Regions from separate parts of the Homo sapiens genome. Here region 1 is linked to region 2. A link is a loop called in an ENCODE intact Hi-C map of the cell type or tissue named here. Cell type or tissue: MCF 10A. All regions are shown on one strand. Links, peaks and the distances in the headings refer to the core of each region. The heading gives the core; the rest is flanking DNA. Region 1 has its middle 69 kb from the start of FGF3. Region 2 has its middle 6.8 kb from the start of FADD.

What was found. A loop is a pair of places that touch in the nucleus more often than their neighbours do. Peaks named below come from ENCODE experiments on the same cell type or tissue, not always from the same donor. Only the 100,000 strongest peaks of a DNase experiment are listed, where the experiment ranks them.
Region 1: it touches region 2 in a loop (12-fold over the local background); 2 of 110 quality-filtered maps call a loop at or near these places.

What each region holds. Positions count from the first base shown.
Region 1 is chr11:69,883,379-69,893,826 of GRCh38, reverse strand. No RefSeq gene overlaps it. Among named protein-coding and RNA genes, the nearest start is that of FGF3, 69 kb to the right of the region's middle. RefSeq lists enhancers at 2,141-2,736, 4,932-5,226, 9,885-10,385. In MCF 10A, for the core only: a CTCF peak has its summit at 5,080 (motif pointing right); a DNase peak (open chromatin) is centred at 5,096.
Region 2 is chr11:70,191,314-70,201,761 of GRCh38, reverse strand. No RefSeq gene overlaps it. Among named protein-coding and RNA genes, the nearest start is that of FADD, 6.8 kb to the left of the region's middle. RefSeq lists enhancers at 4,532-5,031, 9,790-9,849 and a silencer at 5,365-5,659. In MCF 10A, for the core only: a CTCF peak has its summit at 5,481 (motif pointing right); a DNase peak (open chromatin) is centred at 5,501.

The DNA.
Region 1 (10,448 bases), core at 1,537-9,536, 310 kb after region 2:
GAAATGATAGCAAATGCAGCGTGTCTGCACACAACCTCATTTCCCTGTTTGGAGTAGAGATTTTGTAGCTTTCAACGGATTCCCAAAGAGACCCCCAAGGCTGAGAGGGTGAGGACCATGGCCCCCAGGGAAGGAGCCCCTGGCCTGGATTCCTGTCAGAGTGTCTAGCTCCAAGACCGATCCGTGTGTCCCTGAAATGAAGTATGGGTGGGGAATCATTCTTCGATTTGCAAAAATGCAATTTGTACCCAGCTCTGACAGCCTAAAGCACTCCTGGATTATTAGCACAAAAGCAAGGACACAGCCCCAGTCCTGCAAAAAGGGAAGGCCGGGCGGCTCTTCCTGTTGGAAAGAGGCCAGGAGGACATTTGGGGATTTGATTCCTAATTGTTGTTCAGCATCACTGAGGGATGTCTGGCTGAAAGGCAGTCAGTGCTTCTGGTTTCCGAGGGAGGGGTGCAGCCCTGTCTGGCCTCATCGTCCATGTGACTGTCCCAGAGGCTGCCTCCTGCTTTGGCCAGATGGCACCGCCAGCCGCTTGATGACATACGTTCCTGCTCTTGGATTTATTGACACAAGGTGCACAAAGCCTTGCTTAGGCAGGTCAGGGAGGCTCCCCACCTTCAGCCCAGCCCTGCTTCCCTTCAGGGGATAATGACCCAGCCTGGCCACAGGTGCCAGGCTCGGGCCTCTCCAGACCCCAACTCAGAGCCTTTCTTCCCTGCAGAACCTGGAGTGTGGCTGACAGAAAGGCACCCGGACAGGGAGGGACTGGACACTCACTCTGCTAGTCACTCTCCGCCTGCCCCTCCAGGTCCAGCCCCGACTCCTCACCCTGTTTCTCTGCCGCAGGAGACCAGCTGGTTCCCCAGCTTCCTGGCTTTGGAGTCCCCACTTGAAGCGGCCAGTGGGGGTTGCCAGCAACCGATCAGAGCTGGGAAGGAGAGAGGGGCTGGCTTCCTTCCTGCCCAGCCGCAGGGGGCAGTGTGTGCCTCCCCTACGCACAGCCACGACAGCTCCCATCCGGCTCCATGGACAGCTCCCTCTCTTGCTGGGTTCTGTAACTGCCTCCTTCTGGCCTCAGACAATAACAAGGGGCTTCACCAACCATCCTTTCCTGGCTTCCTGATCTCGCCCACCCCTGGGGGTGGGTCATCTGCTTCCTGGGGGCCCTTGACAGATGCATGTGGCGGGAACTGATGGGAACAGCGATGGTAGCAACAATCACCACCACTTACCACGCACAGGCGCGCTCCACCGCACACATGAGCGCTCCACCGCGGACAGGTGCGCTCCACCGCGGACAGGCGCGCTTCACTGCACACAGGCGCACTTCGCCCCACTCACCTCTCTGGACAAACTTATGGAGTAGACGCTCTTGTTAGCCCCCACTTTAGAGATGGGAAAACTGAGGCATGAGGGTGGTAGATGGCAGAGCCAGTAGTCAAGGACACCAGAACTGGGAGGAAACCGGAGCGACCTGGGAATCTTCTCTGGAATACACTTGATCTCTCACAGGATGTGGGGGATCACCTCTGGAGCTCTTGCAGGGGGGCCAATGGGTTCCATAGACCCTGCGGTCAGCGCTGCGGGGCGAGACTGTGGTGCTGACCGCTTGCCCCTCTGGGGTCTGGACTCTCGGTGAATCCCTGCACGGACACCGCGACCCTCTTCTCTGGCCAGGCCCGGGGTCGGCTCACACACTGGTGCCCTCGAGGGCTGGCTGAGTGAGATTTGCTGGCTGTGGCAGTGTCGTCCCTGACGTGAGTGTGACCTCGGTGGCGTATGCACTGCCCCAGACTTACCCCAGCGTTCGAGTGACAGGCACCTTACTGTCCATTTCCTTTCTATTCAAAGAGAAGATTAAAAAGGAAAATTGGTGACCCCGGGGGTAACCGCGGGCGAGCTAAAAATACTCTCAATAAATAAACAAACCGGGTCAGTGATCCAAACACCATGAGGCAGCGATTCCGGGTGTGCAAAGGCCACCATTTATGGCTGTGGGCTTGTTTGCCCAGAGAATGCCCTGCCGGAGATATAGGATAGCAGTATCCCGTGGGGTACGCCGGGGCAAAATGACCCATGTCAAGTCAATAACCTCCGCGCTGCTTCACCTTCTCGTGCTGGAATGCCTTCTGCGTGCCTTCCTGGAAAGCGCCCTGTGGCCCCGTGACCCAGCCTGGGCCGGCACCTTGAGTTGGGCACAAATTCAAGATGACAACTCTTGGAGCCCGTTGGCTGGCGGCAGAATGATGAGGAGACATTCTGCCCGGGCGGTTTATTGTCCGTTCTAGACTGAGAACAATTCCGGGCTGTTACGATGTGATTGCCCTTGGGCGCGTTATCAGCGTGAACTCAGGGCAGAGCAATACCCCTGCCAAGCGGCCGACGCTGTTTCACAGGGAGGGCCCTCCTGCTCTTTCACCCACAGTGGGGCTCGGGGCCATGGGTGCAGGGCTGGAGGAGGATGTGAGGGGCAGCTATTTCAGTCTGGAATATCAGGATTTTAACCCCAAATAAATGTCTTGGTTATTATTTCAGCAAGCGTGCCCTAAATCACCTTGGGAAGACTTGAGCCTTTCAGAGCCTTGGTTTGCATAAAATAGGGGCTGTGTCAGAGCCCCCTTTGTGGGGCTATTGAGAAGATTCCAGAAGATTTCATAGAATGAAGTGCTTAGCACTGAGCCTGGCACAGCATAGGTGGTTGAACATTGATGCTTTTTTTTGTTATTAGTACAGCTGTGTTGCTGATTTTATAGTCGAGATTCCACAAGAGGAAATCGGGTTGGAACATAAAGATATTTGCCCCGTGGATTCTCCAGGGGGTTCCCACACAGTCCCATTCTCACATTCATTTCTCGAGCTGTCCCTCTTATTAGCCTACAGAATGAGCTAGAGCTGCTTCTCGCTGGCAATGGGGAGAGCTCCTTTCTGGGGGACCCCAGCTCCCAGGAGCTGAACTTAGAGGTTGCCAGGCCTGAGGAGAGGGAAATGACCCAGAGATGCTAGGAGGGGCTGGGCCCTCTCAGCACAGGCCTCAGGCTTCTCTTGGAAGCAGGGGTTTGCCATGCAGGAAGCAGGCATGGCCCATGCCCATTGTGGGAGAGGGTGAGGCTGCACCGCCTGCCTGCTTTCTGCCAGCACCCCTTGGCAGGCAGGCGAAGGTAGGCAGGGGCCCTTTGGGACTCTGCTGGAGGAGGTTTGGACGTAGGGCTCTAAGGCCCCTAAAATTTGCTCCATGCATCCTTACACAAGGGAGAGCTCCAGCAGAAGCCAGGGTCTGCGGTCAGGGAAAGGCAGAGGACGGCAAGGGCCATGGCCCTCATCGCACAGACACTGAGGAAGAGCAGGGTCTCACCCTTGGTGGCTCAGCTGGTTTTTGGCAGTGATGGCTTCAGAACCTGGGCCCCCCATCCCCAGCCAATGCTCTCTGGTTTTCCAAAAGGAAATTTCCCTATTATTTCCCTCCTTAGATCCATGAAGGGTATTTATCAATGGCAAAGGATGATGCCCTGCAGGTGTATCAGTGGCCCGTGAGCCAGCTCCATCCAGCCTCAGCAGGAAGAAGCATTTTTCCAAGCATCTCAATGCTCACATTAGTGCTCGATTGGCAATTAGCAAATGTCACAACCCCCTCCTCCCTGAGCGACAGTTGTTTCAGATGTCAAATTCCTGCCAAGCGCCACGTCTTGTTCTAAAACCTCTTTCCAGGGGTACTCGAGGGAAATTAGCATGATGCCAGCCGAGAAGAAAACCCCTCAGAGCTTGAGAATGGCGAGTCCTCCCGGGGAGGGAATTCAGCCGCAGGTTCCTATCGACAGTGAAAGATTAATTGATGCAGAGTGAATTATGGAAATGCGTGAGGCCGTTTCTACCGATGATGCCTTTAAAACCGCGGTCCCCCGCTGCAGCGTCATCGCACACCAGGTCTGCAGAGGGCAGCGGAAGCCCCAGCCTCCTTCTTTTGTCCTCCCCAAGAGGCCCCTCCCCAAAGTTAAATGTGTTTAGAAGTGGGCAGGGGATTGAACAGCCCTGCAAAGCAAACATCACCTCCAACACTGACAATGCGAAAGCGCTTCCTGTGGACCAGGCACTTTGCATGGATTATATTTCCTTTGTTCCCTAAAACAACTCGGAGATAAATTCTATTGTAATTCCCATTTTACAGAGAAGGACACTGAGAGGGGAGGTGACTTGCCTCAGGGGACCCATTCAGGGAGTGCAGAACCAGGATCTGGCCCCAGTGGCCTGTCTCAGAGCTGGGTCCTTACCTGTGCCCTGCCAGGCGAGTGATCTGAATGGGCAGGTGGGGAGAAATCCCGTGCCTCGATTTCCACTAGGAAAGTGTCTTGGTTTTCTGTTCACTGAATGGTTACGAGCCCTTGTCCCTGCAGGCTGGGGGCCAGGGAGGAAGGCTGAGGACCAGGTGGGGAACAGTCTATGTCTCAGAGCTGAGGCTTTCATAGGGGAAGGGGATTCTCGGGGAGGTGAGGGGTGCTGGGTGCTGATGGGAGCTCTGGGGGCACTGCCCAGATCCCCTGGGCTCTTAAGATAAAGTTGAGGGGTCAGAAGGTCCAAGCAGGGCCTGAGATCTCATGTCACTCCGAAGCTTCCAGCAAGGGAGACCCTGGTGGCAATTTCCCAGCGGGTCTCTAAGCCAGAGATACCCAGGAGGCTTTGCTTTCCGGTTTGATATGGGGGCAGCCCAGTCTATTCATGGATGCCCCAGGCTAAGGGGCGTGGCTCTAGACACACATGGATCTGGGCTCTCGAGCATCAGTGTAATAACCTCATTTCTTGAATGAGGTGAGTAAAGCCCAGGACAGAAGGAGGCTCCCAGAGTCCCCAGCAGAGCCAGACTCAGGGCCCTGGTCACCCTTGGCTGGCCAGGACCCAGCACAGGGGCCGTGGAGGTAGGGAAAGCCGCTGGTCCAGAGCATCCCGACCTCCCCCGAATAAAAGGGGTGGCTTTGGTACTGCCTGAGAGTTACAGTTGACTCAGCCCACCTTGGAAGCCAGGTTCTAGGAAAAACCCCTCCCTAAGGAAGAAGGATGCCAGCTGCCTTCAGCCTGGTCCCACTGCCACCACAAGATGGCGCTGTTTTGCGGGGTTTTTGTTTCTGTTTACAACCTGAGCACACTGACCTGGTCTTTCCCACCTTTGATGTTCTTGGGTTTATGGCACTGAAGGTAATTCTGTCGTCCTGGTGCAGAGGGCAGAAGATGCCTTCTTGTAGGGTGCATGCACATGTGTGATCATGTGTCCACGTGTGTGATCATGCGTGCAGGTGCATGTGTGTGCATATGTACCTGTGTGAATCTTGGTATGCATGGCATATGCTCTTGTGTGTTTGTGTATGTCTTTGCCTTGTGTGTGCATGTGTGCATACATGTGAATATGTGTGTTATATGCTCCCATGTGTGCAGGAGTGTGTATATTTGTAGCACTGTGTATGCTCATGTGTGAGCCTGTGCTCATGGACATATGTGTACCTTTGTGTCAGTAGGTATTGTATGCGTGTGTATGTATATGTACATGTGTGTTTGCCTGCAAGGTACATGTGTGCGCCAGTGTGTGCACATGTGTATATTTTGGGCTGTGTGGGGATGTGTGCAGAGGCACATGTGTATGCCTTTTTGCGTGCATGGTGTGCACGTATGTCTGTGTGTGTGTCTGCTGGACAGCAAGAAGGAGCAAGGTCCATCTCCTGTCCTCAGTGGTCCCTCCCCTCCTCTCTTTCTTGGCTAATGTGGCTCAGAGCCTGCATCGGCAGGCGAAAGCTGGGCCTGGCTGGGGGCACCTCCGGGCGCTGCTCCATGCCGCCCTATGGCCACTTGCACCTGGATGCAGGAGCACTGTCTGCTATTTGTCTCCCTTACTGTACTCTGAGCTCCTGGAGGCCAGGTCTGGGTGGTGCTCAACCAGGGCTCCCCAGGTTTGGGCACAGGACCTGGCCTAGAGTAAGAAGTTCGCTAGAGACCAATCAGGTTTCTAGGCCGAATACCGAGGGTCCAGTTGTCAGAAATATCTGAGAGTTCATTTAATTCGCTCGACAGTCCTCTGAGGCAGGCTGCATAATTATTCCATCTTGTGATGAAGAAACAAAGGCACAGAGAAGTTAAGTGACTCACCCAAAACCACCAGCTATGAACAGGCAGAACCAGCGTCCAGCCCAGGTTTGAATCGATGTTTGTGGGTTGAGATGAATAAATTATTCCATTGGCCTGAATATATATTTTTAGCAGGAGGTGCTTTATCTGCATTTTGTTACAGGGATCATAAACCCTCTGTGCCCAGAGCAGGAGGCCATAGGCAGTCCTGCTCAAATGCCTCTTCCTCCAGGAAGCCTACCTGACCTCTCTCAGAGAAAATTTCTGATTCTCTGTGTTCCTGCAGACTTCAGGTTTCCACTTGGAGGTCCTAAGGTGCATAAATTCTTTCCAACCCTGTGAGCAAGAAGCCAGGGTTTTGGGGAGCCACTGAGGATCTGAAGAAATCTGATAAAAGCTCCAGATGCTGGGATCATGTAGGTGTGCACAGAAATCATCCCCAGTTTGAGAGGGTTCACTGACAATGCAGCTCAATGTTGGGCCTCGGCTAGAGCCCTGAAATGATAGAGACACCTGCCTAACTTGAGACGCAGCTGGCGACGGCCAGTGGAGCCCCTGTTTCCGAGAGGGGAGCGTGGCACTAGACACTTCTTCTTCAGCCATTTCACAAATATTCTTTTTTTTTTTTTTTTTTTGAGACAGAGTCTCGCTCTGTTGCCCAGGCTGGAGTGCAGTGGCGGGATCTCGGCTCACTGCAAGCTCCGCCTCCCGGGTTCACGCCATTCTCCTGCCTCAGCCTCCCAAGTAGCTGGGACTACAGGCGCCCGCCACTACGCCCGGCTAATTTTTTGTATTTTTAGTAGAGACGGGGTTTCACCGTTTTAGCCGGGATGGTCTCGATCTCCTGACCTCGTGATCCGCCCGCCTCGGCCTCCCAAAGTGCTGGGATTACAGGCGTGAGCCACCACCCCAGCCGAATTTGATTGAATTTTGAATTCAGACTCTGAATAGTATCCCCAAATCCCCAGGCAAAGGGCCGACAGTGGAGCCTCCTGCAAGTGGGGGGGCAGTACACTGGCTTGGGAAGAGTCGGGACTTTTCGTTCAGGGCCGCAGGGACCAGCTGCCCACTCCCCGAGCACCTACAGCCCCACAATTGGGGACGTCGCCAGCCACTGAGGTCTTTCTTCTCGGCACTGCCTCCACCCCCACCCCGGCTGTCCTGTCCAGTCTTCAAGCAAATGTTTTTGATTTTACAGGAAGTAGAGCAAGGACCTAATCTGAGTTTAATTTTTGAGTACATTAATTATATTAATTAAGTATATTAATTAATTAATATATTAATTAAGTATATTGATTAATTTCTGAGTATATTAATATGGCAGAGAAGGCTGCACAGTCGTGTTCAGTAACTGCTCCAGGCCTTGGAATGTCCCCGTTGGTATAAATTAATGGTTTGGAGATACCAAGTGATGTGAGGTCTGCTTTTGCGTGTAAGGAAAGAGATGGGCTAAACTCAGGGAACCCACATCCATCTAGGGACAGCCCTGTCTCCAGGACTCAGTTTACCCATTTATAAAATAAGAGGTGCAATTGCTATCACATACCCCACGCTGTACACAGACTATCAAACCAGGGGCTCTGAGGGGCCAGAGTCACGGCCCTGTTTGCCTGCCCTACACAGGATGAGAGTAGAGTGAACACGAGTATAACACGATGAAGGAGAGGAGAGCTTCCCAGAGGAGACAGGCACATCCATCCTGTGTTCTGAAAAAGAAAAAGAAAAAAAGAAAAACAAACTTCCCCCAGTAACTCAATAAGAAAAGCTCTCTGGAATCCCACCGTCCACCTCGACACCCCTCTTTCTTCCTGGCTGTTGCCTTCTGCCCGCACCTCTGTATCACCCTTCCCTCCCGATCACTCTCCATCTCCCCACTCTTCAAGGTCCCCACAGAACATCTTCCCACTATGTGGCAGTGACCATCCCTGTCCCGGAGTGGCCTCCCCCCTCAGCCCTCCCCACTCTGCCCTCCCCCTTCTGCCCTCCCCCCTCAGCCCTCCCCACTCTGCCCTCCCCATTCTGCCTTCCCCACTCTGCCCTCCCCACTCTGCCCTCCCCACTCTGCCCTCCCCATTCTGCCTTCCCCACTCTGCCCTCCCCACTCTGTCCTCCCCACTCTGCCCTCATTCCTACAGATTTGCTGCCTGTGTGTTTTCTCTTTGGGGATAAGAGTTGCTTCTCCAGGGTGCACCTAGTGCATGGGAGACAGCACTTCATATATGTTTATTGACTGAATGCATCAAGTCTGGGTTCAAAAACATGTCTCATAACCCAGAATATTCTATACCCACAAGAGGACCGGGCTTGTGAGCAGAGTCCTTGCTAAGTAGGCAGCCACTCCTGTCCCAGGTCTTTGGGGACAAGAGTACATTAATATGGCAGAGAAGGCTGCACAGTCGTGTTCAGTAACTGCTCCAGGCCTTGGAATGTCCCCGTTGGTATAAATTAATGGTTTGGAGGTACCAAGTGCTGTGAGGTCTGCTTTTGCGTGTAAGGAAAGAGAGGGGCTAAACTGAGATGGCTTCTGACTCTGGACTCGGAGGCATTAATTACTTAAATGAATAAGTATTAAATCAAAGGCCTTGCTTCAAAAATTAAACTCAGATTAGGTCCTTGCTCTACTTCCTGTAAAATCAAAAACATTTGCTTGAAGACTGGACAGCCAGGGTGGGGGTGGGGGCAGTGCCGAGAAGAAAGACCTCGGTGGCTGGCGAGGTCCCCAATTGTGGGGCTGTAGGTGCCCGGGGAGGGGGCAGCTGGTCCCTGCGGCCCTGAACAACAAGTCCCGACTCTGCCCAAGCCAATGCACTGCAATGACCTCTCACCTCTGCGCTCCTGCACAGCCAAGCCTGGAGGTGAGAGTAACTGCAATACCAGAGAGCAGGGGCCCTGGTTAGAGGGGTCCAGGAGACCAAGGTGGGGACTCTCAAGCCAGGAGGATTTGGAGCAGGAGCAGCAAAGGCTGGTGAGAAGACCAATATGAAAAGACCAGGGATGCTGCCTGGGGCCGTGCAGGGACCTTGAGGGAGAATTTGGATGCGACCTTACACCCAGACTCAGGGGTCCCTGTAATTCTCCTATTTTATCTTAATCAGACTCGCTCTGTTCACAGAATCGCCTGTGGCATTTCCAAGTGCCAGTCTAATCTTGCTTCCCACCCTAAACATTTCTTCCTGCAGTACGAAGGTCCGAACTCCTCTGTGAACGTCAAAGCCCCAGTGGGGCCGCCCCCAGGCAAGCTGGTCTCCTAAGGAATTTGCAGTTGGGCCTCTGCTCTCTCTGTTCACTGGCACCGCCCGATACCCTGGCATGTCGCTCACCCTTCAGCTGTCCCTGATTTCTTCTCCACCCTCCTTATTCCCTCCCCAACAAATGCAGGCATTTACTCCTTCTCTGGGGATCCCAGGAATTCTTTTAGTGCCTCCTTGATAACAGCAGCCAAGGATGGTTACTGAACACAGACTCTGCCCAGCGCTGTTCCAGTCACGGCCCCACGCTGGTGCAGGCAGTGCTGGTGACAGCCCGTGTGGCGTGTGCAGCCTACGTGCAGTGCCCTGCATTCTATCAGACCACCAGCTCCAGCTTCAGATATGACTGGACGCAGAGGCACAGAGAGAGGAAGCCGCCGGCCTCCGGCCACTTAGCAAGTGCTGGCCAAGCAGGGCTCAGGCCCTGGCCCCTGGCTCTCTGAAGGATGGACCCTGGTCTCGTTCGTTCTGTTCCCTTTGTCTCTGCACCTGGAATGGGGGTGGTGACGTGCTTCTCTGTCTCCAGGCTCCTTCCCCTCCAGAGGGGCCACGGCGTGCTGGCCTTTGCCACCCAGTCCCTTGACCAACTCCCAGGGCCCTGTGGGTGGCAGCATCCCCGCCAGCTCCCTGCTCCTGTGTCTGGCCCGAGCTAGGCACTCAGCATCACTGGAAAGGAGCTGGGCTGCCTGAGCTTCCTTCCTTGGGCTCCCCCGGCCAGAGGCAGCTATTGTCCCCCACCGTGGGTGCACCAGGTTCCTGCCTCAGAGCCCCTCCGATGCCAAGGCTGCTCCCCAAGATGTAGCCAGAATGCCAATCTGTCTCGGGGCCGTGTGCCCTCTGAGCTGGCTCCGTGGTGGCGGGACAGCCCTGGCGGCCACAGCTCATGGGAACAGATGATTTCTTTGGGCCACCAAGCATCCCGCAGAGACCACACCCAGCATCCCGTGGTGGCTGGAATTCCACACTGGGTCCATAGGCAAGTCTGCCCTGAGACAGTCAGCCTGGGGTGCCAGCCAGGGGAGCGCAGCTCACAGGGCTGTGTGGACACCTCTCGGCATGATGAAAATCTGTGTCTGCCAGGATCACCCA
Region 2 (10,448 bases), core at 1,087-9,086:
CTGACCTCAAGTGAGCCTCAGCCTCCCAAAGTGCTGGGATTACAGGCGTGAGCCACTGTGCCCTGCCGAATCTACTTTTTAAAATCTATGGATTTGCCAATTCTGGACATTCCATGTGTACAGAACCATACAGTATGTGGCATTTTGTGTCTGGCTGTTTTCAGCATCATTTTCAAGGTTCATCCATGATGTAGAACATATGAGTACTTCATTCCTTTTTTTTCTTTGAGACAGAGTGTCACTCTTTTGTCCAGGCTGGAGTGCAGTGGCACAATCTCGGCTCATTGCAGCCTCTGCCTCCCGGGCTCAAGCGACTCTCGTTTCTTGTGCCTTAGCCTCCTGACTAGCTGGGATTGTAGGTGTGTGCCACTATGCCAGGCTAATTTTTGTATTTTTAGTAGAGACAGGGCTTTGCCATGTTGGCCAGCCTGGTCTCAAACTCCTGGCCTCAAGTGATCCTCTTGCCTCACCCTCCCAAAGTGTTGGGATTACAGGCGTGAGCCACTGTGCCCAGCCTCCTTCCTTTTTATGGATGCATACTATTCCACTGTCTGGGTGTTTGGGTGCCACAGTGTGTCTATCCATTCATCGGAGGATGGACATTGCCTTTGCTTCCACTTTTTGGCTGTTGTGAATAATGCTGCTATGAACACTGAGTTACAGTTTTATTTTGTTTATTTATTTATTGAGACAGGGTCTTGCTTTGTCACCCAGGCTAGAGTGCAGTGGCACAGTCATAGCTCACTGCAGCCTCCTGGGCTCAAGCGATCCTCCCATTTCAGCCTCCTGAGTAGTTGGGATTACAGGTACATACCACCACCCCTGGCTAATTTTCATTTTTTTTTTTTTTTTTTGTAGAAACAGGATTTTGCCATATTCCCCAGGCTGGTCTTGAGCTCCTGGGCTCAAGTGATCCACTAGCCTCAGCCTCTCAAAGTGCTGGAATTTCAGGTGTGACCACCGTGTCTGGTCTTGAGTTACATTTTTTTTTTGAGATGGGGTCTCACTGTGTTGCCCCAGACTGGAGTGCAGTGGCACGATCTTGGCTCACTGCAACCTCTGCCTCCTGGGTTCAGGAGATTCTCGTGCCTCAGCCTCCCGAGTAGCTGGGATCACAGGCATGTGTCACCACATCCGGCTAACTTGCCAGGGTCTGACCCACAGACCTGGGCTGCACTACAGATGAATAATGTACTCAGACACCAGTATTCAGTGAAAGAGCTGGCTAGGGGGCTGGACCTTTCACAAAAAGAGTTGTTCCAGCCCCGCGGCCTGACTAGCTGGTCCTGCAGGCATTTATTCAGCACAGACTTAATGACAAAGGCTTTGAGTCAACACATTTGTGGGTAATTAATCTGGTTGCCCTCCCTCAGAGAGAGTAGTCCTGCCCGTGAATGATCAAAGGTCTGTTTTAGGACAACATGAGTGAACAAGCTATTTAGATAAACTCCTCTACATTCCTATGTATCTACGCCCTAAACTTTTAAGAGAATTCAGCTACCTTCAGCCAAATCTTTTACTGAAGCTATGCAAACCTTCCGGCCTTCCAAGAAAGTTTGTGTCTATTTCCTATAACTTTATCTTTATAATTTCTCCTACCACCTTGACCAATCTCCTGCATTGTGTATGTTTAGCAGAGACACGGTTTCACCATATTGGCCAGGCTGGTCTGGAACTCCTGACCTCAGGTGATCTGCCTGCCTTGATCTCCCAAAGTTCTGGGATTACAGGTATGAGCCAGCGTGCCCAGCTTTTTTTCTTTTTTTCTTTTTTTTTTTTTTTTTCTGAGATGGAGTCTCATTCTGTCACCCAGGCTGGAGCGCAGTGGCGAGATCTCAGTTCACTGCAACCTCCGCCTCCCAGGTTCAAGCGATTCTCATACCTCGAGTTACATTTTTAAAGATCACGCTGGTTGCTGGTTAGAAGCCAGGGGACTACAATAATCCGAATGAAAGGCAGTGCACTCAGACCAGAGGGCAGGTAGCAGTGGAGGTGGTGAGAGAGGGCAGCCTTCTTTAGATTGGGGATGCGCATAAACTAGAGAATGCAGGATACCCTGTAAACTTTGAAGGCTGGTCCATCCATTGATGGAAACCGGGAAGGTGCGGGTGGGGTGGGCTTGAGGGAGGACCGAGATTGGCTTGGGATGTGTGTGTGAGATGCTGCTATGGTTTGAATGTTTGTCTCCTCCATTAATGGGTTAATGGACTGATGAGTTATTATGGGGGAGGATCACACTAAGCTCCCTCATCACGTGATACCCTGCATCGCCTCAAAACTCTGCAGACTCCACAGAGAGCCCCCGCCAGCAGGAAGACCCTCCCCGAAAGTGGACCCTTGACCTTGGACTTCTCTGACTCCATAACTATAAGAAAGAAATTTCTGGGCCAGGTGCAGGGACTCACACCTGTAATCCCAGCACTTTGGGAGGCCAAGGAGGGTGGATAGCTTGAGCTAAGGAGTTCAAGTCCAGCTCAGGCGACATGGTGAAACCCCATCTCTACAAAAAAATACAGAAAAAAATTAGCCGCGTATGCACCTGTAGTCACAGATACTCTGGAGGCTGAGGTGGGATGATCATTTGAGTCTGGGAGGCAGAGGTTGCAGTGAGCTGAGATCGAGCCACTGCACTCCAGGCTGGGTGACAGAGTGAGAACCTGTCTCAAAAAAAAAAAAAAAAAAAAAAGAAAGAAATTTCTTTTCTTTGTAAATTATTCAGTTTCATGTATTCTGCTATAAGCAACAGAAAGCTAATACAGATACCTATTAGATGTTTTGGTGGAGATGTTGACTGGTCAGTGAGGGGCATGAGATGACAGGGAGAAGAGGTGAATTTGAGAGTTGCCTGCAGATAGATTGTGTTGAAAAAACCAAAAGAGTGCAGTCACCTATGAAGAGGGATAGAAAAGGTGACTGGATGACCAACTGGGCTCAATGGCTCACCCCTGTAATCTCAGCACTTTGGGATGCCAAGATGGGAGGATCACTTGAGCTCAGGAGTTTGAGACCAGCCTGGGCAATGCAGTAAGACTTCATCTCTACAAAAAATTTAAAAAATTAGCTGGGCGTGGTGCCACACGCCTGTAGTCTCAACTACTGGGGAGGCTGAGGTGGGAGGATCGCTTGAGCCCAGTAGGTTGAGGCTGCAGTGAGCTGTGATCATGCCGCTGCACTCCAGCCTGGGTGACAGAGTGAGACCACGTCTCAGAAAAAAGAAAAAGAATAAAGATGACCAACAGATGAGCCTAGGGGTGTCCACCTTTAAGGGGCTGGGAGATGTGGGGAAGCCAGTGAGGGAGGCTGAAAAAGCACCATATGACCTTTTCTTGATTAGTGTAGCTATATAGTAAACCTTAATACTGGCTACAGCAATTTCTCCCATTGTATTTTGCTTTGTCAAGATTCTTTTAGCTATTCGAGGGCCTCTGTCTTGCTATATGAATTTTATTTTATTTATTATTTTATATATATATATATATTTTTTTTCTTTTTTATTTTTTTTGAGATGGAGTCTCGCTCTGTTGCCCAGGCTGAAGTGCAGTGGCGTGATCTCGGTTCACTGCAACCTCTGTCTCCCGGGTTCAAGCAATTCTCCTGCCTCAGCCTCCTGAGTAGCTGGGACTACAGGTGTGTGCCACCATGCCCAGCTAATTTTTGTATTTTTAGTATAGATGGGGTTTCACCATGTTGGCTGGGCTGGTCTCTAACTCCTGACCTCAGGTGATCCGCCCGCCTTGGCCTCCCAAATGCTGGGATTACAGGCGTGAGCCACCACGCCTGGCCTTTTTTTATTTTATTTTATTTTTTTTTGAGACGGAGTCTCGCTCTGTCACCCAGGCTGGAGTGCAGAGGTGCGAACTCAGCTCACTGCAGGCTCCGCCTCCCCGGTTCACACCATTCTCCTGCCTCAGCCTCCCGAGTAGCAGGGACTACAGGAGCCTGCCATCACGCCCGGCTATTTTTTGTTTTTTTTGTATTTTTTAGTAGAGATGGGGTTTCACCTTGTTAGCCAGAATGGTCTTGATCTCCTGACCTCGTGATCCACCCGCCTCAGCCTCCCAAAGTGTTGGGATTACAGGCGTGAGCCACTGCACCTGGCCCATTTTGGTCTTTGTCATTAATGTCCAAGGCTATTCTAAATATGTGGGCATATTTAGAATAATGTCATTAATGTCCAAGGCTATTCTAAATATGTGGGCATCCTTGGCTCTCCTTGGGGGTAGTGTTTTTTCCAAAAAAAGAGACTGCTTCCTGAGGGGCAGGGCTCTGTGGTAGGCAGAATACCCCAAATGTCCACATCCCTGCCGGCCCTCACCCTGATGCGCAGACCTGCAGCTATGTTCGTCAGCATGGCAAAAGAGACTTTAAGATGCCATGAAGAGGCCGGGCACAGTGGCTCACACCTGTAATCTCAGCAATTTGGGAGGCCGAGGTGGGCGGATCACCTGAGGTCAGGAGTTCAAGATCAGCCTGGCCAATGTGATGAAACCCCATCTCTACTAAAATACAAAAATCCCAGCTACTTGGGAGGCTGAGGCAGGAGAATCCCTTGAACCTGAGAGGTAGAGGTTGCAGTGAGCCGAGACTGTGCCATTGCACTCCAGCCTAGGTGACAAGAGTGAAACCCCGTCTCAAAAAAAAAAAAAAAAAGCCATGAAGATTAAGAACTTTGAGATGGGGAGATCGTCTTGGTTTTCTTGGTTTAACCCTGCAGACCCAGTCTAATCATGAGGCCTCATAAAAGAAGAACCAGAGAAGAGGCAGCACGAAGACGTGGCCAGGAAGGGGTCACAGACGGGAAGACAAGGGCCTCTGGATGCTGGAGAAGGCACGGACCTCCCCCGGAGCTTCCAGAGGGAGCCAGCTGTGCAGGCACGTCGATTTTAGCCTAGTGAGGCCTGTGCCAGAAACCTGACCTGTAGTAACAGAATAAATTCGTGTTGTTTTGGGCCGCAGAGTTGGTGGTCATTTGCCACCACAGCAAATATTTTAGGTTGGTGCAAACTAATCGTGGTTTTGCACCAACCTAATAGAAAACTAAGGCCGGGTGCAGTGGCTCACGCCTGTAATCCCGGCACTTTGGGAGGCCGAGGCGGGCGGATCACAGGGTCAGAAGTTCCAGGCCAGCTGGGCCAATATGGTGAAACCCTGTCTCTACTAAAAATGCAAAAATTAGCCAGGCATGGTGGCGGGTGCCTGTAGTCCCAGCTACTCGGGAGGCTGAGGCAGGAGAATCACTTGAACCAGGGAGGCGGAGGTTGCAGTGAGCCAAGATCGCACCACTGCACTCCAGCCTGGGCAACAGAGCGAGACTCCATCTCAAAAAAACACAACGCAACACAACACAACACAACACAACACAACACAACACAACACAACACAACACAACACAACACTACACAACAACACTAAGGTAGGTGCCAGGTGCGGGGCCTTTCCCTTCCCTGAGTGCAGCTCCTGCAGGCAGCCAGAAGAGGGCAGCAGCCACCAACAAGCAAAAGCAGGAGAAAGAATTTCTGCTGCCGAGGTTGGAACCAGGTCCGGGTAGTGGCTACAGCCACTGTGAGAAGGGAGTTTGAGGGAATATTTAGGACGTGCTCATTCAGTGTCTGAGTCCTGGCTACAGAAGTGGGATTTTGTTTTTGTTTTTGGAGACAAATTCTCTGTTGCCCAGGTTGGGGTACAGTGACATAATCACGGCTCACTGCAGCCTTGATCTCTCAGGCTCAAGCCATCCTCCCACCTCAGCCTCCCAAGTAGCTGGGACTACAGGTGCATGCCACAACACCTGACTAATTTTTAGCTTTTTTTTAAAAAAAATTTATTTTTTGTAGAGACAGGGTCTTGCCATGTTGCCCAGGTTGGTCTCAAACTCTTGAACTCAAGGTTGCACCACTGCACTCCTCTCACCTCAGCCTCCCAAAGTGCTGGGGTTACAGGCGTGAGCCACTGTGCCCAGCCCCAAAAGTGTGTATTTTTTTGTGGAAGTTGCTTGACTGTACACTTTTGTGCAATTTTCTCTATGTTTTACTTTAATGAAAATTGTGTGAGGAAGAGGGGGAGAAGGGAAGGGAAATGGACAATAGTAAATACATGACTTGGCAGGGCTGAGGAAATGAGGTGTTTGCTGAGCCTTTGCCCCATGGCTGCATTCTGGGCAGGCTCTGGCAGGGGCAGCAGACACCATCCCATCTGAGGAAGCCAGATGAAAATGCCTGGGCTGGTCCCATGTCTCCAGGCATAAGCTGTCTCTTTGCCTTTTGCTCTTCTGCCAAGGCTGTGTGAGTGAGTGGGGGTGAACTGCTTGCTGTGAGCATGTCTTCAGGTCAGAAGGCATCAGATTTACCTTCCACTACCCCCTTACCTCCTCCACCAACACTCCTGCTAACTTGATCCTGAGGCCCATTCATCTCAAAGGCAAAAAGACCCAATTGTCAGTCTATTTTCCATCCATCCACCCATACATGCATCTATCCATCCATCCATCCACCCATCCATCCATCCATCCACCCACCCATCCATCCATCCATCCACCTATCTATCTATCCATCCGTCCATCCACCTATCCATCCATCCATCTACTCACCCATCTACCCATCCATTCATCCTTCCACCCATCCATCCACACATCTATCCATCCATCCACACATCCATCCATACATCCATCCTTTCACCCATTCATCCGTCCACACATCCATCCACCCATCCACCATCCATCCATCCATTCATCCAGCATCCATCCATCCATCTATCCATCCATCCACACATCCATCCATCCTTCTATCCATTCATCTATCCATCCACCATCCATCTACCATCTACCCACCCATCTACCATCCATCCACACATCCATCCATCCATCCACCCAATCAATGCATCCATTCACCCACACATCCACTCACTCATCCACCATCCATCCATCCATTCACACATCCATCCACTCGATCCCTTCATCCATTCACACATCCATTCAATCAATGCATCCATTCACCCACACATTCACTCATCCACCATCCATCCATCCATTCACCCAGTCCATCCATCCGTCCACCCAATCCATCCATCCACTTACACATCCATCCACCCAATCCATCCACACATCCATCCAACCATCCACCATCCATCCATCCATCCATCCATCCATCCATCCATCCACACATCCATTCATTCACCCAATCCATCCATCCATCCACACATCCATTCATTCACCCAATCCATCCATCCATCCATCCATCCACTCATCCATCCATCCATCCATTCATCCATCCATCCATCCATTCATCTACCATCCATCCATTCATCCACCATCCATCCATCCATCCATCCACACATCCATTCATTCACCCAATCCATCCATCCATCCACACATCCATTCATTCACCCAATCCATCCATCCATCCATCCATCCATCCATCCATCCATCCATCCATCCACACATCCATTCATTCACCCAATCCATCCATCCATCCACACATCCATTCATTCACCCAATCCATCCATCCATCCATCCATCCATCCATCCATCCATTCATCCACCATCCATCCATCCACATATCCATCCATCCATCCACACATTTATCCATCCACCCATCCACCATCCATCCATCCATCCATCCATCCATCCACCCACACATCCATCCATCAATCTATCCATCCATCCATGCTTCCATCCATCCATCCATCTGTCCACCACCCAAACGTTCATCCGTCTATCCCCCATCCATCTATCCATCTAATCCTTGCTTGCTTATTCATTAATTCAGCACTTTCTGGTGCCTCCTCTGTGCCTGGCACTGTGCCAGTACTTCCTTCTGGCCTGTTTTCTGGTAAGTGTTAGCATTTATGTTCTTTGCTGTGGCTCTTACAAAACATGGGCAGGTAAATGTTGCCTGACATGTGAGGACACATATCACCTGGGGTCAGGGGCACACAAATGACTCCTGGGGGCCTGAAGATGAGTGTGTAGGATTTGGTGATGTGAGTGCTTTGGGCAGGGCTCTGAGTCCAGCCTTGGGGTGGAGACAGCCCTGCTTCAAGCACACACTTTGGCCAAGCTCTCAATCCCACTGCTGGTTCCAGATCCACAGACAGGGACCTTGGTCTGAGGCTTGTCTAGGGAGGCCCCAGCCTCAGCTGCCCCCATAGCCAGTGGGCAGGCATGTTTGGGAGGGTGAGGAGACTCAGGAAGGGCAGGCCCCACCGGGCTGCAGTCGAATGTGAGCATGAGACCTGGCGAACGTGGGGCTGTGCAGCAGAAGGTGTGATTTCTCAGCAGAACATGCAAACGTGGACTTTAAATGCCTGGTTTTCATATATTAAATTAACTTCAAAAGTTAACATGTGCTGAACCTACCGAACAGAGGTTGTCTTGGGCTTGATGCTATTCATGGTCCACCTCCACCCTCAGAGGAGAGCAGCGGAACCTGCATGGCCGGCCACCAGTGTGTCATTGCCAGGCCTGGTGGTGCAGCCGGTGCCCTCAGACCTCAGGGCCCGCTGGGCTCGCCCCCAACCCTGCCCCCAGCCACACTACTCTAGGGACCAGTAGTAGAAGACTTTTTGTGCCAGGCTCCTGGGTCCAAGGGGTGATGTGCTGCCAGCTTGTGGATGGCTGCAGTGGAGCCCTGAGCCTCTCTGAGCCTCCTGTGCCCATCTGTATAATAGCGGCACTGGCTGCAGTTTCCACCCTACAGCAGCCATGACCCCAAACATAAGTCAGATCCCATCACTGCCCTCATAGACACTGCCCAGCCCTGCCCATGGCACCTACCACCAAGTTCAAAGTCTTCACTCAGCCGGAGCCCTGCATGAGTCGTCTCTAGCCACCTCTCCTGCGTCTCCTGTCACCTCCCTGCCCCTCTGCTCCTGGAGCTCGTCCAGCAGCTGCTGCCTTGGCCTGTGCACCGACTGTTGTGTGTTTCTGGCTCCTTGTTGCTCAAGTCCCAAGGGGCCTCCCTGCGCAGTGTAGTCACTCACCCTCAGTCAGTCACACTCCCTGCTGGATTTTCATCAGCGCTCCCTTTTCTGAAGTTGTCTGGTTCCACGGTTGATTTTCTGGTTCAGCATTGGACTTCCTTTGTGAGAATGTCATGTGGGAGGGAAGGGGCTGTGTCCTTGTTCTTCACCCTTCTCGTCCTAGTGCCTGACACACAGTGGGAGTTCATTTTTTTTTGGTGTGTGTGTGTATATATATATATATATATATATATATATATATATATATTTTTTTTTTACTTAGAGACTGGGTTTCACTCTGTTGGCCAGGCTGGTCTTGAACTCCTGGCCTCAAGTCATCCACCTCGGCCTCCCAAAGTGCTAGAATTACAGACGTGAGCCACTGCACCTGGTCTAATTTTTATTTATTTTTTGAGACAGGGTTTTGCTCTGTTGCCCAGGCTGCAGTGCAGTGATGCAATCATAGCTCACTGCAGCCTTGACCTCCTGGGCTCAAGTGATTCTCCTACCTCACTCTCTCGAGTAGCTGGGGCCACAGGTGCCCGCCACCATGCCCAGCTAATTTTTTTATTTCTTGTAGAGACAGGGTCTTGCTATGTTGCCCAGGCTGGTCTCGAACTCCTGGGCTCAAGCAATCCTTCTGTCTGGGCCTCTCAATGCAGTAATCCCTCATGTGGGATTACCAGCATGAGCCGCTGCACTTGGCCTACAGTAGGAGTTCAATAAATGTTTCTTGAATGTTCCATACATGTTTATGAGGTCTGGCCTTCAGACTTGGCATTAAAGCGCCCTGAGATCTTGGTCAAGAGCCTGTTTCCTCATCTATCAGATGTGGCTGAAGGTCCCCACCTGTGCCCTCCCAGGCTCTGGGAGGACCCATGGAGACAGGAGGGCAGAGGGAAGGGGTTCCCGCGATGCCAATCCTGGGTGCCGTTCTCCCTGAGCCCTCCCTACAGGATTGAGAAAGTGGGTGCCGTTCTCCTTGGGCCCTCCCTACAGGATCGAGAATGTGGGGCCCAAGCTTTAGGAGGATGCGCCTGACCAAGGTGGCAAGGCGCTGTGCTGAGGAGAGCCAGCACAAGGGGGCGCCCGAGGCCTGCCACAGGTCGAAAGAGGCCCTGCCTTGTCCTGGCGGTGAAGGGAAGGTGGCCGACGCCGAGGGCCGCACAAGGACACTGTCCCCAGCCCGAAGCGCCATACTGCTTTGCTGACGCTGTTAAAAATATACGTTCTTTTATGAAGTGATAGTGATTATAGGTGACGGTTCTAAAAAAATGTCCCCACTTGCCCAAATGAAAACATTGACAACCCAAGGTCAGTCCCAAAACGTTTTGAAGAAATTTGGGGTCCATGAAACCCTAAATACTAGTCTGTTGGGTTGTGGGATCAGAGGTCGAGATATGGGATTCTTGGAAGAGCCTGCTAGAAAGTGTGACCACAATCCCCCATCCCAACATACACACACACACACACACACACACACACACAAACAC